Linked DNA regions of Mus musculus: region 1 is linked to region 2. Evidence: chromatin loops called from intact Hi-C (ENCODE). Cell type or tissue: left cerebral cortex. All regions are shown on one strand. Links, peaks and the distances in the headings refer to the core of each region. The heading gives the core; the rest is flanking DNA.

The links. Peaks named below come from ENCODE experiments on the same cell type or tissue, not always from the same donor. Only the 100,000 strongest peaks of a DNase experiment are listed, where the experiment ranks them.
Region 1: a loop joins it to region 2, with 5 times the contacts of the local background. A loop is called at or near these places in 3 of 42 quality-filtered maps.

Annotation. Positions count from the first base shown.
Region 1 is chr7:109,228,999-109,233,390 of GRCm38, reverse strand. No RefSeq gene overlaps it. Among named protein-coding and RNA genes, the nearest start is that of Gm32563, 22 kb to the left of the region's middle. In left cerebral cortex, for the core only: a CTCF peak has its summit at 2,480 (motif pointing left); DNase peaks (open chromatin) are centred at 1,354 and 2,383.
Region 2 is chr7:109,280,932-109,285,323 of GRCm38, reverse strand. All of the region lies in intron 13 of Stk33 (serine/threonine kinase 33), which reads left to right. Among named protein-coding and RNA genes, the nearest start is that of Gm51463, 16 kb to the right of the region's middle. In left cerebral cortex, for the core only: no CTCF peak of the experiment used is centred there; a DNase peak (open chromatin) is centred at 1,918.

The DNA of each region.
Region 1 (4,392 bases), core at 244-4,243, 52 kb after region 2:
CTGTCCTTTTCCTTCTTGCTTTGTAGACAAGTTGGGAAGGGAATCTCCCCAAAGTCAAGGAAAGCCACTTTGGAGCCTCAGAATAGGCAGGTTCCACTGATAGGACCAGCCTTCTCCCTTGTATAGATAATGAATAGCTACCATTGCTGATACTTCCTGTGCCCCAAAGGCGACCCTGGATTTGTACTTGACTAACTCATTAATTCTCTCAACAGTACTATGGTGGGATACTTCTGCTCTCATACCAAATTTTCAGAATAGGGAAGAGAGGCACAGAAAAGTTATACAAGTTGATTAAGGTCACTCTACTATCTCAAGCCCAACTCAACCGTGCTGGGAAGCTGGAGGTTCTTTGCTCCAACCAGGTCAAGTGCCAGAGAGGCAGATTCCTGACCACTGCACTTCTCCAGAGAAGGACCTGTGGAGTCTTGGGGGCCAGGAACTTGAAGTTTCCCCTAAGAATGAGTGAGGGACAAAAAGATGGTAGTGTATATAGCACATTGACTCCCATCCAAAGGCAGACCTCAAACGGCATTGAGTCAACTGAACCCATGTGTACATGTGCCAATCACAATGTCCTATGCCTCACCCATGGAATTTCCCACAAGTCTCCCAGCAGCCCCACAGGTAGGAACTACTGATTCATTGAAGTCGGATGGAGACTCAGCAAGACAAAGAAATTTATCCAAGGTCACACAGCTACCAAGAGATTTAGCTTGGCATCAAATTAACTAGGTCTAGTTTAACAGCTAGGCACATTCCACCAGGTGTTAGAGAGGGGCCTGTGGAGAAGGAAAAAGAGGAAGACAGATAGTTAGAAGTGCTGTGACATGTTAGGGAAGGCATAGATGGCCCTCCTGTCATCCAGAGCTAGTAGACCAGAAACTAACATCAGCTGCCAGAAAAGTCTCAAGAAAAGACACCCATCCTACCACAGGGTAGAGGTCTGTGTGGAGGCAGGGGGATGCAGGGATTGACCTTAACTCCTGGTTTGTCACTCCTAGCCTCCCTCTAGGGCAATGAAAAGTAGAGTCTTGTTGCCTCCCACAGGGGTAGATGGCCTTGGCTGAACCCTGTTCCCATTACATCAGCTAGGAATCCTGACCCTCAGGGGCTCCATCATTGCTTGGCCACTCCCCTCTGCACCTCTGTGTCCCACCCTGTCGATCTCTGTGTTCCACCAGGTCACCACTCCAGGCTCCCCATCATTCAGATGTCCTGGGAGCGGAAGGGTTACGGCAGACGCCTCTGAGTGGAGGCTGCTGTTCCCCAGCGTTAAGCAGCTTTAGTGTCTCCTACCCCAGTCCTGATTTAAAATTCATAAATGCTAATCCTTCATAATTTACGGTTTAAAAGCAGCCCCACTCACAGGCCCCGTGGCTACAGCTCTGTCAGAGTAATTATGCCGCCAAGCTGAAATTGGACTACTAACTGAGATATTAAACAGGGGGGGAAATCCTCGCGCTGGCAGCCGACCCAATTATTCCAAATAAGCAAACAGATTAGTGAGTAATTTTCCAGTTAAATTTGGTGATTGGTGCCAGAATTGTATGTTAAATATTCAGAAGTAAATAGATTAAAGATGAAATGTGCCCCCCTCCTTTTTTTTCTGGGCTTAATTTACTGTGTATATTAAAACTTTTTCATGAGGAGGAAAAAAAGTAAAAAATGATAATTAAAAAATCCAAATAAACCCCTCCGGGCGTCCCGATGAAGCTTGTCAGAGGCCAGAATGGGGCCCTCCAGCTTCTTCTACCTCCCAGCCCTCTTGGGAAGAATGAGGCCCAACTCCAAGTCTCCCAGGGGAGATCTGGGTGGGGCATGAAGTCTGGGTGGGCTGGGGACCCCAGTTCCCACCTGCTGGGTTATATTTCTTTACAAAGAGAAATCCTAAACCTATTAGTGGTAAAGTCAGGCAGATGGAGGAGTGGGGGCAGGCAGGGGTACAAAAGTGGCTCTTGGCATGCGAGGCCCCTGGGTACTAGGCTCCTCCTCCTCTCTCAGAGCCAGGACTGGCACTCAGGTCCCACTGTTCAAGGCTAATACCCCCACATCAGCCACTGTGCTTTCCAGGTTTGGCGATGTGAAACTCTGCCCCAGTGAACACGCTTGTACACACCACACACACACACACACACACACACACACACACACACACACACACACAGGCTGGTCCTCCCTTCTCCCTGGCTGCCTACCTTCTCCCCCCCCCCCCCCCCCACACACACACACAGGCTGGTCCTCCCTTCTCCCTGGCTGCCTACCTTCTTCCCCACCCCTTCTTTAGATTCACAGCAGATTCTCCCCATCTGTGCATCTAGCAGAGACAGGACTGTGAGTCATCATCCCAATAAGAAAAAACTAGAACCAGAGACCCAGAGAGGCCTGCGGGCTCTCCCCAGGTACCCAGCATTGCAGAGGTGGAAATGAATGCCCAATAGCTGCTTAGCTGTTCAGGCTGTGCTCTCTGCTGCCTCCTAGAGGTTACAGGATTCTGGCATCGGCTCATCCCTGACAGGAGGGCAGGAGTAGAGGCAGACAGAAAGAAGCCCTGATCCCTGTCAGGAATGGGCTGGTGGAAGAGGTTCTGCAGGTGGAGAGGGGCCAGATAAAACTCACAGGTTTTGAGAGGACAGCTGGGTCAGGACACTCAAGCCTGCCTCCTGCCCCACTCTCCTGCCTTTCACCATTCCCACTCCAGGCCTGGTGGCAACCTTAAACAGATTCCTCCAGGGTAGATCCCTAACTCTCTGTCCCAGGGATCCCCTTCCTGGGGTTTTCAAATCCTGTCTGTGAGAGGGAAGATGGGGGAACTCAGAATATATTCTCAACTCAGAGGCTTCCTTCCTTTCATATCTGGCTGAGGTGTCAGTGGATGCTGGAAACATCCGCTACTGGGGCCACTCCCTGTGAAGGCGCCCCTGAGGGAAGGGAAGAGCTGTTGCTTCTCCCCAATGTGGGAGGGCCGAGGCCAAGCCGCAGGTTGGTATCCCATATAAACATAGGCCACATGAGCAGACCTTAAGGCCTGGAACCCAAGCAGAGGAAGATGGGCAGCATGAGACAAGGACATTAAAGGGAGCCGCCTGGCTCGGCTTCCTCTGTTTGTTCACAAACAATGTGTATGAGAGTTCCCTGAGTACCCCTTACAGAGCATGTTCCTGTGCGCGCACACACACACACACACACACACACACACACACACACACACACGAGCCTGGAGTGTCCTAAAGAACACTAACCAGCAATCCTTGGAAGGCTGTTGCTCCTACATAGATTTTGCAAGTTTTGAAAAGCAGTGGTCTGGAGAAGAAGGCTCAGTAGGACATAAGTTCATGCCTCTGGAGAGAGGCTCGAGGACATGAGTTCAGATCCCAGCACTCATGTCAAAAGACCATGGGTACCTCCAAGCCCAGCTCTGTAGGAAGAAGAGACAGAAGGATCGTTCCCTGTTAGCCTTCTTCCAAGTTCAGGGTCTGAAAGGAGTAAGGTAGAAAATGATAGAACAGAACACCTGATGTCCTCTCCAACCTCCATGTGAGTTCATATGGGCACATAAACCCTCACACAGCATACACACACACCCTCACACAACACACAAAACTCACACAAGACACACATACTCACACAACACATAACACCCATAGACACACACTCATACACAACACACACAGACACATAGACATTCACACACAACATACACAGACACATATACTCTCACACAGAGAGTCATACAACATATACAGACACACATACCCTCACACAGTCATACAATATACAAAGACACACACATCCTCACACAGACACTCATACACAACCCACAAAGACACACACACCCTTAGACAGACACTCACACACAACACACACAGTCTTTGAGACCTTACCTGACGCAGGGGAATGGAATGGCAGGCTCCCTCGGCCCTTGGACTGAGCACCTGAGCTGGGCCTGGGCCACTTGTTTTGACCCAGGGGAAAGTTTGCAGTCTTTCTCTGGGCCTGGCCTGACTCAGCCCTGGCTTCTCACCTGCACTTCTAGTAAGCAGAAATGCTTGTTGCCATAGTAACCAGTCCCTTACCACCTTTCCATGGATCAACTCTGGATTTGGTAGTTTAGATTATCCTTTAAGTTCCAGGAGTCTCCTTTCCCTTTCAGCTTCCTACTTAACACTTTCCAAAGGGACTGGACTTTGTTTCCTGTGACTATTAAGTTAAAAATAAAATAAAAATAAAAATAAAAATAAAAACCAGGCATGGTGGTACATGCCTGCTGTCTCAGCATTCAAAAGGCTGATCAACAGTTCAAGGCCAGCCTGGGCTACATAGCAAGACTATCTCAAAACTAACTCTCCCTCTCCCTCTCCCTCTCCCTCTCCCTCTCCCTCTCCCTCTCCC
Region 2 (4,392 bases), core at 192-4,191:
GCTTTCCCTCCCCTTTCTTCTGACTTCTGAAAATCACAGGAACAAGAGATAAGATGGGTGGCCATTGTAAGTAAAACTATAGCAGAAAACTTGTATCAGAATTTTGTCATTTGGACCTTGTGCAGGCCTATAATTTGAATGTGTGACTCTAGAAGAGGTTGCTATGGTGATAAACCACTTTACTTAAATAGCATGTATTTTACTCAAAATTCAGAGGAATGGTAACAGTTTCTAGTAATCACACTTTGGTATTAACTTGCAGGATGTGCTGAGAGCTCACAGGCTTTGCATCCATTATCACCAGATAAGTTCATCAGGTTGAAGTTACACCAGTGAGCACTGAAATGTGTGTATTCATCCCAGTCTCTTGTTACATATCTTCCTCGCACACATGGACCCCTTTCATGATTAATAATGTGAACGGCAGAAATCAGGCCAAGGGTGCTGAATTAGAAAAAGGCAAAACTGAAGGGAACTTGTGGGATCATCTTTCCCATTTCTGTATGCAGTCAGACCACCTGCACTCTAGCTGTCTCAAATGCTAAGAATCTGTATCAGATGACCAGTCACAATGCTCCTGGGCGTGGCCCTGGCATGATTGCCCTGACCAGTGGCATACAGAACTGGGATGCAGCTCCACAGCACTGGGTCTCCCAACTCTTCATGCCACACTGTAGTTTTGTTTTTCTTTTATTCTTGCATGTATATGCAATGTGATGTGATGTGGTATGTGTGTGTGTGTTCCCATATATGTGTGTGTGCAGGTGTACTGGGGACCTGAAGTTAATACTAAGTACCTTCCTTGATCATGCTCACCTCTCTTGTCGAGCCCAAAGCTTGCCCATCCTGGCAAATTTAGCTAGCCAGCTTGCTCCAGGGACCCCCAGACTCTGCCTCCAAAGTTCTGTGATTATAGATGGCTATTCAGCTGTCACATGGCTCCTAGAGACTTGAACATTGTAGAAGCTATGCCTGGTTCTGCCTCCCAGATCGCTGCTCCCAGAAATAAGACTCAGACTCAAAATATATTAACGAATACCTTGGCAATATAGCAAGGCTCTTCTCTGACTAGATCATAACTAAAATAACCTAATTATTTTAACCTACATTCTGCCACATGGCTGGTTACTTATGCTCAGGTACCATGCACCTGTCTCCTCACATCTTCCCAGAGAATCTCTATCCCTGGCTCTATCCGAGTCCTTTCTCTTTTCTCTTTTTCTGCCTAAGCCATAGGCCATGGGTTTTAATTGACAAATGGTATGTTCATACAATACACAAGATATTCTTTCTACAATTCCATTTTTTAGTACAATAAAAGGCTCCTTTTCTTTCTAGTATAAATTGAATACTTATAACAATTATGGAATAATTATGAAAACTATAAGTATGATATACATTTATAATGTCTAATCCATAGCACTTGGCAATTAAGGAAAATTTTCTATTATCTGTCCTATCTTCATATATTTAAAGTTTCGTAACTAACTCAACTTTTATCCTAACTTGGAGTTGGGTGGCCCATGTGGACTATGGCAAGTTATAACTTGGGGCTATTGATAGACAGGTAAAAACTAATAGCTTAGAGGGTAGATATCTGCCCAGCTCTTGTGCTGATCAAGACTATTATAAATCTAAAATTTATGTCTTTTATATGGGAACTGAATGGTCAAAGGCGGGGTAGAAACCCAGATTGAGATTAAATATTTTCTACAACCGAACCTTGGTTCTCCAGCTCATGAAGCAATCTCCCAAGCACTGAGGATTTTTCCTTCCTATATAGTCTTCTCCGTTTTGTTTTAGGCTGAAGAATCGTTAAAGACACCCCACCTGCAGTCACATTAGCAGCCAGCTGGTAGAGCAACTCTATCTGTGTGGGCTGGTATGGCTTCACCGTGGCTTACATAAGGATAAAGGGCTTTCCTCCTGATTCTGCAGATTCTCAGGTTTTCCTGGCCATTGCTTTGCTGTCCACTGCTTACAGTACACAGCGTGATTTTTCAGCCCCCTCATGGGCTGGTGAGTAGATGGCCATGTAGGAGCTTCCCCCGGAGTTGATGAAAGGAAAGCTGCCCTCTTTCCCCTGCTCCGGGCAAGCTGCAGGAGCAGCTCTCCTGTTTGTCTTTTGTGACCTGTAAGATCTCATAGCCCTGGCAATTTCACTTTTCATTTCTCTGTCCTATTACTTATAACACTGTAAAATTGTGTCAGTGACAACAAAGATCCCCGAGGGAACCCAGGCATCCATGAGAGAAGAAAGGAAAATTCCAGACTTAGATGACCTATACCCTAACCAAAGAAATCCCTGAAAAATTAAGATTGGCACAATTCTAGAAAAACTCTGGGAGCTGAAGTTTGCCTCAGCCATTTATACTCCAAGGAGAAAAGAAGCCCTGTGAAGAGAGTATGTCCAAGGGCGCAGGCACCAGCATGGTGGTTCCATGCCTGTGATGTGCTAGCATCAGAGATGGTTCCAGCAAGGAAGCAGGGCAGAGGCACAGACTCTAGAGAACCCTTAGGAGTTTGCTTCCTAAACAATTGCCCGCTAACCCTGATACAACTGCAATGAGCAAAGAGAAGTGGCGAGAACACAGAAAATCCCTTCCATAGACACAGAGGCTTCTACGCAGTAAATGTTCACATAAAGGCGAGTGTAATTGCACTGAGGCTAACAGGTAGTAAGGGACAGATACCATGATTTCAGTACACCTGCTTACTGGCAGATTCTGAGACTTATTTAAAATATGGCTGTTGGGACTGGAGGGACAGCTTATCACTTAAGAGACCATGCTTGAGTTCCCAGTGCCCTTGTGGCTCACAGAATTCTGTAACTTCAATTGCAGAGAATCTAATGCCCCCTTCCAGTTCTGAGTCCCTCACACATGCAGCATACACTTACACACACATACACATAAATAAGAACAAATCTTTATCTTTGCCTATACCAACCTTAATACACATGAGCACAAAACTGACAAAGAAAGCAGACCCTTAGTGTTGAGGTGAAAGTGTGGGTGGGTACAGCTGCCTCGGAGTTGCACTTTGCGGTACTGTGAGTCCCAGTGAGACGGTGGCAATATCTGGAATGTCTGCTGCGAAGGTACTGGCCAAGTGACTGTGGTGTAGTTCTTGGAATTTTGTGAAAAAAAAATTGGTAGGGGAACTGAAACTACCAAGATGTCTAGTTGCTATTAACATAGAAACATACTTTTGTTTTCTTACGTAGCAAAATGAAAATTACATCCATCAGCCACGTGTATTTATGTATAATTTTAATGATCTTTAAAAATACATAAAACATTCTCATGGTTTATTAAAATCTCTTTCTTGCCTCCTAGTTAATTCAAACCCAGCATCATAAAGCACAACCAATGCTGTAGATGCACAGTGCACGTCCCCTCCAGGGCACGGCGGGAGGTCTCACACACCCATTCGTCAGTTCCTCAGGAAGCAGGAAAACCTCTGATGGCTCAGCCTTACTCATCCTCAGCTTTCTTTTACCCTTCCCCATGCATGGTAGTGCACTGCAAACATGCCTCCACACCTGACGCCTTTTTAATAAACTGATGGTTATCTTGAAGACCACTCTGCCTGAATTCTTGCCTGTTCTCCCTTCAGGTTGGTCAGGGAATCTCAGGTTTTTTGGATACACCGTAGTCATTTGGCCATTACCTTCGCAGCAGACATTCCAGATGTTGCCACTGTTTCACTGGGACTCACAGTACTGCACTCATGTGGTAGAAGGAGAGAACTGATTTCTACAAGTTGTCTCTGACCTTCACACATGCACCATGGCACAAGCACACATAACCTCTACAATCAATCAATCAATCAATCAATCAATGTATTTTTAAAAACCACAGAACAATGAAGAATAGAAACATCCACCCAGACATGAATATACACATAAAAGCCAATGGCTGAACCTCTGCTCCCATTTCCGAGTGCGAGTTGGAGTGGATACACCGTAAAGCAGTTCCTCATCTACTTGGTATCCAAGTTGGCATGCCCAGTAGGACAAGGATTGCATTCAGCTTCACCTTTAGGTAGTATTTATGTGTACAGTTAGTTAAATTTTATGAACTGAAAATTCCAGACAGCTCCTGTGTCTCAGGAAAGCAGGCAGTCCCCAGCCAGGCAGCAGCACCTCAGGGTGTTGTGCTTGTGTCCTGTTAATGAGCCTGGGTTTTGATGAGGTGATAGGAACTACCTTATTAAATGGTAGGGGTTTTTCTTTTCAATTTTCTGTTTCCTGAAAGAATTCAATGGAGGAAATTTGCATATTTTCTTGAGAAGAGTAAACAACCTTTTACATTTCAAACTTTATATAATTTTTTTCAAGACATAGGACATCTTAGCGTGTTGCCTGACCAAGAATCAGTCCTGTAGTGT